Regions from separate parts of the Mus musculus genome. Here region 2 is linked to region 1. A link is a contact called in ENCODE POLR2A ChIA-PET data. All regions are on one chromosome and are shown on one strand. The core of a region is the stretch at or near the end of the contact, and the rest is flanking DNA. Distances in the headings are between cores, read along the strand shown. Region 1 holds the start of Bin3 (bridging integrator 3). Region 2 holds the start of Ccar2 (cell cycle activator and apoptosis regulator 2).

Region 1 (4,480 bases), core at 1,562-4,061:
GAATTAAAGGTGTGTACCACCATGCCCGGCAATTACCTTTAGTTGTAGTTCATTTTCACAACATACTGCACTGAATACACAGTTATGCAGAAACAGGTGGAGCAGGGGTGAGGACAAAGTGGGGAGCGTGTGATTTGGGGCCAAGAGGTGGACTAGTGCTCTGAGAGGCAAATATCCAATGCTTCCTTCCAAATCGGGCAGACCACTGAGTTGCCTTGCTGGAAGGCTAATGGGTAGGTGGGTGGTGGTAGTGCAGGTACTCACTAAATAAACAGGGGTTATGCAGGCTGCCTGCACAGTGAAAGAAACAAACAAAGACCTCTTACTCTTCCTGCAAAGTCCACAGTGTGCAAAGGGCATCAATATTGGACATTTCTCACTGTGACATTTTGAAAGGACAGCCTAGTCCAGAACAATGGATACCCTTTGGGCACCACGGACCACAGCAGCCTCAGGCCTTATTTAACTAGGCTTGGCCTAGTCCATGTACTTGGTGAACTTGACCTTGGGCATCAGCCTCCCATGATGGCTCTACGTCACTCTGGTCTCTTCCCCTAGTGAAAATTCCAATCTCAGATGAATGGATGGATTCATTCTGGGAGCAGAAAAACCACGCTGCGAGTGAGTCAGAAGGACCCAACTCTCGTTCCCCTGCCAGCCATTGAGCTAGGAACTGAGTGCGATTGTGTGCCCAGGCACGGGCGTTGGTCCCCTCTCTGGGAGAGAGGGTCAGGGTCCACGCAAGAGATGACGTAGAAGCCCTCGAAGCAGGAAGAGAAATGGATCTCTTCCTTCAGGGACAAAGCCATGCTTTTGGTTGTGACCCTCCGTCCAAAGAGGCACTAAGATGTGCTTGTACTGGCCAAGTAGTTCATGACAACCTCAGCCCTGTTAGTGGCTGCCAATTCCAAGTCTCTCCAACCTGATGGGCTTTGTTGGAAAATGGTTTGGAAAAAAAAATGCTAGTTTTCAAGAAAAGGAGGAGGAAGAGGAGGAGAAGGAAGAAGAGGAGGAGGAAGAGGAGGAGGAGCCCATTCAGAGAACCAACACCTCTAGTGGCCTCTGTTCCACTTATTCTATTTTTTTTTTTTAAAATAGAAATGTCAGTCTAAACGGAAAGCACCTATACTTTCTTTTTTATTTTTAAAAATTAGGCAAGAGAGATTCAAAGATTCAAGGTGCATAAACCAAGATGACTTCTAGCATCATGAAGCTGGAGGTACACAGACTGATGCTTAAAAGAAACGACTCTGCTTCAGGAGATTTCCCTTTAGCAAAGGGAACTGAGGAAGTGCCCCTTGACCTGTCACTAGCTAAGCTGTAACAAGATGGGGAAGTTAGCTTTTAGGGGTTCCAGCTTTCTGTGGGCCTCTTGGAGGAAGAGGTTGAGGGGAAATGAGTATCTCCTGCTGAGGCTTATTAGAGCTTCGCGGGTGTGTGTGTGTGTGTGTGTGTGTGTGTGTTCTGTTCCCTGCTTCTCCAGCTGTCTGACATTTGTCCACCAATTAACCTCAGTCTGAGAAGCAGGTGGAGGAAGGGGCAGAAGTGGTTTACACTGTACATTAGAAAGCTATCCTTGACATTGACTGACATTAGCTGCTTGTGGCGAAAGCTTGGTCTCCACTGGTGGTCAAGTGTGAAAGCCTTCTCAGAGGGTGTCTAGCTAATTTCATTCATTCATAGCTGATTATCATGCACTTATTTTGCATAACAGACTGGGCTCTGAGCAAGTCCAGCCCCCTACATTAATGCACCTTGGGATCTAAAGAGGGCTGATTAATCTCATACTTCCTTGGAGGCCAATTTATTCATACAAATGCATTGTAAACAGTTAGGAGTTTGAGTGGGGACCATGGACACACAGGCTCTTGGGCCTAATGGTAAAGACATTGACAGCCTTTAAAGAAGCCCTAGGAAGACAGAAAATTTATGACTTTTCATCTGCACGTAAAAACAAAAACAAAAACCCCAGAGCAACAATTAAGGACCAGCTTTTGGGGAAAGAGGACCTTCCACATTAGGCTAATCACAAACAGGAAGTATCCACCGTGAGCTCCCCCCACCCCCATCTGCAGCTGTGACATTCCAGCTCTATGGCTCCTTGGTTTGACGATCCCCATAAAGTTTAAGCTATGTCTATCTTAGAGAGAGGGCAGTGGGGTCACAGCCCTGGAAAGATTCAAACAGTCCAATCACACATTAAATGTGTGTGTGTGTGTGTGTGTGTGTGTGTGTGTGTGTGGTGCAATTCTGATCCTTCCCATGTGAGAATCAACTTTTACATTTTTAAAAAGAATTTCGTCTTTTGAGGCACTGTTAGGTGATGTTATTCCAGTTGTCTGAAAGCAGCTGGATTTTGGTCACAGAACTGTGCCTAGTCTGCCTCAATGAGCAACACAGCTCCGGAGCAGATAAGCGCGGTGTAGAGATGCCCACGGGAGCGAAGGAGGACACTGACTCCACCTCAATGGATAGCTGAGAGAAGAGGGAAGAGGGACTCCTCACGCCAAGGAGGTGAAAGGAAATGCGATGGGAGAAAGGGCAGGCAACAGGGATCAGACGCGGGTCCAAGGCTAAGGGATCCTCCTCGGGAGTCTGGCCGAGAGATGGAGCCTCCGGGAGAGCACCGAGGAGGCTCCCGGAACCGCTTAGGAGCAGGGCTGTCGGGCCGCCCTGGCTCCAGCCGACGCCACCCGGCCTCACTCACCAGCTCATGGTCCTAAACCCACGCCGACTGCCGGGGTCCTCGGTAGAAAAGTAGGTTCTCGAGGATCACTTCCGGATTCGGCCAGTCTCCAGGAAGTGATGAGGGACACGCCCCCTTATGCCCGGAAGAGGCGGGAGGGAGGCGGGCCCACGCGTTAACACTTTGTTCTCTTGTTGTTTGAGGCGGACTTTCTTTGCGGGACGTGGTTGCGCTCCGGCCCTGCTTTTAAGGCTCTGTGCGTAGAACCCATCACGGGCTGCAGTTTCTGTCTGATATGGGGTTTCTAACTCGGAGACACAAGCGGCGACAGGGGAAGGAGCTAGAGGAGACACAGTAGACGGGAAGCTTGCGCTTTGCTCTACACACTTTCGTATTGAAAATGTTGCATGTCTCACCTACATCACCTGGGTCCCCTCCCCCCTCTTCAAGAAGGTTCGGGGTTCGAATGGAAACAGAGTTAAGTGCTTTTCAGGGTGGACTAGTCTGTGAAGCTATTCAATGAGGGAAGATTCAGAAAGCCCGGTGTGATGACAGACAGGTATCTGCAATCCCCGAATTCTGGAGGTTGAGGCAGGGAGAGGTCATGAGTTCGAGGCTAATGTTGACAACATGGCCCATCTGGGCTTCACAATCAATCCAGTCTTAAGAGAAAACAATACACCAAAGCCTAGCAAACAAAACAACAACAACAGGAGTAGAAGGCCTCGGCAATGTTAGGAAAAATCCTAACAAGTTGCTGGACAGGCTGTTAGGGGCCCCTGGAGCTGTGCATGGGGTTTTAGAAGAATAAGATCTAAGCAAACAGCTTGCATTGGGCCTCAGAATTCAGAGCCCCAGTGTACCACAAACTACCTAGAGTTATACGCTGAACCGAGTTTCTCTGCCCAAGTTCCTGCTTTAGAAGCCAGAAACTCAAGCAGAGAGAACCGTTCCAATCCTCTCTCCTGACCTCTCTAGGACTTCGCTTTCTTCAAATGTACCTGGAGGGTTGTAGGCACAGCCAGGGGAGCAGCTAAGTCCCTATGACCTAGAGCAGAGGTATATACAACGTGTCCCAAATTCCCAGGGCCCAGGGGCTCAGAGGAGGAGGAACAAGGGATGGCTTTTAGTTTTAAAAAGGCTTTCCAATAGGAGGTGGCTCCCTCAAGACATGTCACAGACCATCACCATGCTATTTCTTCAGGAAATAAGTAAGCAGGAGCAAAGGAGTGGTCTTGAAGAGAATAGAAGACCCAGAATCCTTGACAAACAGCTGAGGCAGAGAGCATGGGTTGGGAGAGTCTTGCAGCTTTGTATGGGGTGAGATGAATGGAAACACTGTGTGATTGTGAGTCTCTTGGTGTTCCAGCACTTGTGGATGGCTCTGCCCCATTTCCCCCTGCCCCATACTCAGCCTCCCTCAGACATCGTCTGTGGTGAGCAATATTTTCAAAAGTTCTAGCCTAGGACTGTGTATATCGAGAGAAGTCTGTTTGGGGGCTGTTGGTTGGAGTAGCTGACACATTTTGCAGGACAAGAATGGATGAGATCTGGACCAAGGGAAGAACTCAGGGCTCTAGTCCCATCTTTGGCAGCATGATCAATTTCACAAAAATCATGTCCCTTCTCTGGGCCTTGACTCCTCATCTATCAGAAGTGGGGATGGATAATACTGCTGATGAATCCCCTCTCAGTCAATTTCCAAGTGCACTGTTATATTAGTTCTCAACCTCCCTAGAGCTTCAACCCTTTAATATAGTTCCTCACGTTTTGGTGACCCCCAACCATAAAATT
Region 2 (4,494 bases), core at 1,217-3,716, 54 kb before region 1:
CTTCCAGAAGTGGGGGTGCTTGTCACCAGCCCCTCTAGGCTGCCAGAGGCCTTGCTGGAACCAACCCACATCCTTCCACCCTCCCAGGAACCCAAGGTAGTGATGGATATATGTGGAGCAGGTAGTAGAATGGTGCAGGGTGGGGGAACATGGGAATGTGTAAGTGCAATGACAGGGAAATGACAGGATTGCTGTTTGGAGCAGGTGATTTGCTTGGGCAGTGAAGTTCCTGGTAGCTTCATTAGGGATGTATAGTATATAGATGTACTATAATAAGATGAGCCCTTATTCTCTGTTCAGCAGGATCTCTCCCACTGGGATAAGGTCAAAGTTCTGCTCAATCGGCTCCGTTGGAGGAGCCCTCGACTTCCTGAGCCTCCTGTTCCCCCTGATGGTTCTGGATCCAGGTGAGTCTTGTGCCTGATTTAGATTTAGGCAGTGGGGAGAGACTGCTGGGCGAGGATGTTGGTAGTGTCCTGTCTTGTAGTTAAGATGCCCCATTTGGCCGGGCTTGGTGGCGCACGCCTTTAATCCCAGCACTCAGGAGGCAGAGGCAGGCAGATTTCTGAGTTCGAGGCCAGCCTGGTCTACAGAGTGAGTTCCAGGGCAGCCAGGGCTACACAGAGAAACCCTGACTTGAAAAAAAACAAAACAAAACAAAACAACCCCCCCAAAAAAAACCCAACTAAACAAAAATATGCCCTATTTGTTGGTGAAGAGACAGAAGATGACATGAGATTGGGAACAGTGGCTTTCCCGAAGCCACTACCAGATTGTGGGCGGCATGTTCATCCTCACGTGTCAAGCCCTCACTCCTTACCACTGAAATTTAGGGGCTGGTAAGGTAGACACACAGGCAAAGTATTTTACTGTAGGTGAAGTCTGTCTGTCATGGTTGGCAGCTTCTCCTCAGGAGGTATGCAAAGCTTCTTGTCTGTTTTCTTTCTCTTCTTGTCTAACTTTCCTTTGCTTTTCTATAGGATGGAGTTTAGAAACCTCTCTGACAGGACTCCGTGCCATTCCCAACGGAAGACCTTTATACCAGCATTGGTGGTTAAGAAGCCACGAGCAAAAAATCTTTCTGTATGACCTCTTGGTGTACCTGGTGACCTTGGGAAGAAGTCCCTCACATTTTGGCTTACTGCTGCTTCTCTGCACTGCCAAGAAAAGCTATTGGTGCTTGCTCCTCTTCAAGGTGAAGGCCAAATCCATCTCTAAGCATCGAAGCAAGGAGCCCTGGATCCCCAAGAGGTTCCTGAGTGCAGTTCCAGCACTCTTCCAGGGCTCTTCCTCCTCATCAGAAATCTCTGGGCTTAGGCAATGTGAATTGACTTATTTATCAGGTGCTCATAGAGCATGTTTAGTATGGGAGTGTGTCAGCATGTTGCAGATGTAAGTTTATGCAATCTTTGTTGGACTTCCGTCTGCCCCATCTGATGGAATCATTCGTCCAAAGGGTTGGTGTTTGGGGTGTCACTGGAAGGATGGCACCGATCTTCATTCCACAATGAACAGTTACTAATGTGGACTTCTAATGTCTTCCTCATACCTGAGACGGCAGCCCTAGGACCAAGAACAACATTGCCTTGGGTACCTTTGTAGTGAGTCACGGCTCTGGAGTACAGCCCCTGAAGGCTGAATGAGGGATGGGGGGAAGGTCAAGAACATTGAGAGGAACAACACATAACTTGCAAGGTCAACTCTAAGATGCTGTGTTCTATCCTGGAGTTTAACCATAGCGAAGTCTCTTAATTTCTGAGCCACAGCTTCCTACTTGGGACCATGATACCCACCTTACCTACCTCATAAGCTTGTTAGGAGGATGAAGTAACATTAAACATTCTCAATGTGTGCTGTGACTGTTAAATGACCTGGGAAGGGTGTGATGCTGGAGGCAAACAGGAGTGGGGAGATGGGAGGCCAGAAGTTAAAGGAAGGTGTGTGTGTGTTCACTGTTAATAGTTGTGAAAATAGCCACATTTCTGGCAAGATTTTGGATAGAGCCACTTCATTAAGATCGTGTACGTTTCATATTTGAGAGTCTGGGTATAGATTTCGGATATGCTTACCCCTTGCTGATGGTGCAGTCAAGAAAAGGACAGGAATAGGGATGGGGGTGGGGTGGGGTGGTCATTGGCTTTAGTCAGAAGACTATCCCCTGGAAATGGACCCCCAGTAGGCACGCTCCTCCTCTAGCCAATGGAGGCCCTGCTTCTTTTGTTGCTGTAGTCTTGGGGGTTAGTAGAGCACAGCAGGGTGTGTAAGTGGTAGTCCCCTTCCTTGTGTTTGTGGGAGTGGGTCCAGTTCCAGTCATTTTGAGACCTGGAACCAATGGTTCGAGCTTACTTTTCTGATGGGACACTTGAGAGAGGACACCACCGAGCTCGGCTTCCGAAGGCATTATCGGATCTGGGAAGGCGCACTTCCGTTCCACAGTTGGAGCGGGATGGCAGGCTGGTGTGGGGGAAGGGAGAGGTCGATGGAGAAGAGGGAGGTACCATATCCGGGAGAGTGGCAGCTTCCGACCAGTGGTCTCTCTTCCGGAGAGGCGTTTCCGGTGGTGGTGGCAGCGGCGGCTGCGGTGGTTCCGGGTGTCTTTGTCCCCCTGGTGTCGTGGCCCTGGCCCGCAGGTGGGTTGGGGGCCTCCTGCTGCGCCCCCGCCTCTCCGTCTCTCTCGGGTGGCGAGGCTGCGGGGTCCGAACGGCGAAGATGCGCCAGTCGCGGAAAGAGCCGAGCCCCTCTGGACTGCAAGCTCCGTCGCCCTGGCAACGGCCTCGGCCCTGGGGGCGGGCGGGAGGAGGAGAAACCTCGCGCCGTGAACCTCCCACGGTGGCTTCTCGGTGGCCCGGCCCGGAAAGCTCTGCGCAGGCGGCTGCGGAGGCCGGAGCCTAGGGTCGGGACCTAGGAGGAGGGAGCGGCGTGCAGGCCGCTTGGCGAGGGCCGGCTGGACAGCTCCCTTCCCACCAGCGGGTCCTAAAGACGCCTGGCGGGCTTCCGGGGAGAGGGCCCGCATCACCAACCCGCTACTCGCACCTTTTATTTTTATTTTTTGCCCCGGCCCTGCGTGGAGTGTTCTGGCGGATGTTTTTGAATGAATGAATGTCACCGGAGCTCTTCCAGCCCCTCACTCCTCCAGCTTCTCTAAGGGGTGCCAGTGACATAGTGAAAGGAGTGCTAAGTTGTTGGGAGACCTGGGTGTGAGTCCCACTCTGTCACTACCTGGTTTTGTGGCCTTGGGCAAGTCTCCGGATCTCAAAGCTCCAGTTTCCTTGTCTGTAAACCAGCATGTCACTAGCACCCACCACTAGGTTATTGTGAGAACAAACTGGAGTAACGTTACTACCAATTTCATCTCCTCTACATCCTCTCCATTCTTCCATTTTAGGACCCACCTCTTCACCTTAAAAGCTTTACTTAAGATTTTCTATCCCCCCTCCCCCTCCCCAATAGATGGAAGTTTTCCATTGGAGCTGCTAACTTCTTTCTGTTTTGATTGAAGGTTTCCCCCCAAGACCTTGAAAGGACAGTATTCCAAATGTCCCAGTTTAAGCGGCAGAGGATCAACCCACTTCCAGGGGGACGCAACTTCTCAGGTGCTTAACTCCTTACTGGTTACACTCAGAACATGCTCGAGACTCAGTTTCAAAAACTATGGCTCTTGGGTGTTTTTCTGAATGTCTGAGTAGCTGATTGGAGCCACCTAGACCTCTGGGTTTATAAGATCCTCTGGCTATCTTCTAGTGCTTCGGGTAGTAGGTGCAATTCCTGGAGATTGCTTCTCTGTCCCCATAGGCGCAGCTTCAACATCTCTTTTGGGCCCTCCCCCTGGTCTACTTACTCCTCCTGTGGCCACAGACCTGTCCCAAAATGCCAGGCACCTTCAGGTATGTTGGGTGCTCTTTCTAGCGAGTTTCCCTTTGGGGCGACCCTAGTATGTTTGGATGCCTGCTGTGTGTTGTTTCTTGTGTTACAATGGTTTTTTGTTTGGTTGGTTGGTTTGGTTTTGTCCTGGTAGTAGGCCAGTGTTGGGGAACGCAGACAACTCTTAGGTTGGGGAATCTTGAATACCTGGCTCCAGAGAGGTCTTGGTGCGGTTTGGATGAAGTCAAGTATTAGCGTCTGTCCTCTTCACAGATAGGCTGTGTGCCCACTGGTTTTCTTCCCATGTGAATTTTCCTGTAATACCACGAGCCGAGTCCCTGTGGCTAGAGATGAGGCCCTAGTGACATAGCATGATTTTGTTCAGGTCACTTCCTGTTGCTTTTGACCTATCCTTCTCTTGCAGAGTGGGGAAAAGCAGCGAGTCTTCACAGGCATTGTTACCAGCTTGCATGACTACTTTGGGGTGGTAGATGAAGAAGTCTTTTTTCAGCTAAGGTAGGCTTGAGGCTAGTCTGTTCTCGGAAAGGTTGTTGCATTTAGTTCTGTCTCTGTGCTGGTGGGCCCCCTCTTTAAAGCCATTGCTTTGCTATCTTACTGCACGGTATGAGAAAT

The links. ChIA-PET counts read pairs that join two places held with the same protein, here RNA polymerase II (POLR2A).
Region 2: POLR2A ChIA-PET joins it to region 1 with 15 read pairs in Patski. The contact joins the promoter of Ccar2 here to the promoter of Bin3 in region 1. POLR2A ChIA-PET finds 5 or more read pairs at or near these places in 2 of 5 experiments (Patski and embryonic stem cell).

What each region holds. Positions count from the first base shown.
Region 1 is chr14:70,098,424-70,102,903 of GRCm38, reverse strand. Bin3 (bridging integrator 3) reads right to left here and starts at 2,811. Exons shown (of 9, transcript NM_021328.4): 1 at 2,708-2,811. The coding sequence starts at 2,715.
Region 2 is chr14:70,151,763-70,156,256 of GRCm38, reverse strand. Ccar2 (cell cycle activator and apoptosis regulator 2) reads left to right here and starts at 2,466. Exons shown (of 21, transcript NM_146055.3): 1 at 2,466-2,630; 2 at 3,500-3,593; 3 at 3,793-3,884; 4 at 4,286-4,377. The coding sequence starts at 3,536. It overlaps 9930012K11Rik (RIKEN cDNA 9930012K11 gene), which reads left to right. Exons shown (of 7, transcript NM_001112735.1): 5 at 1-96; 6 at 304-407; 7 at 981-1,852. The coding sequence ends at 1,089.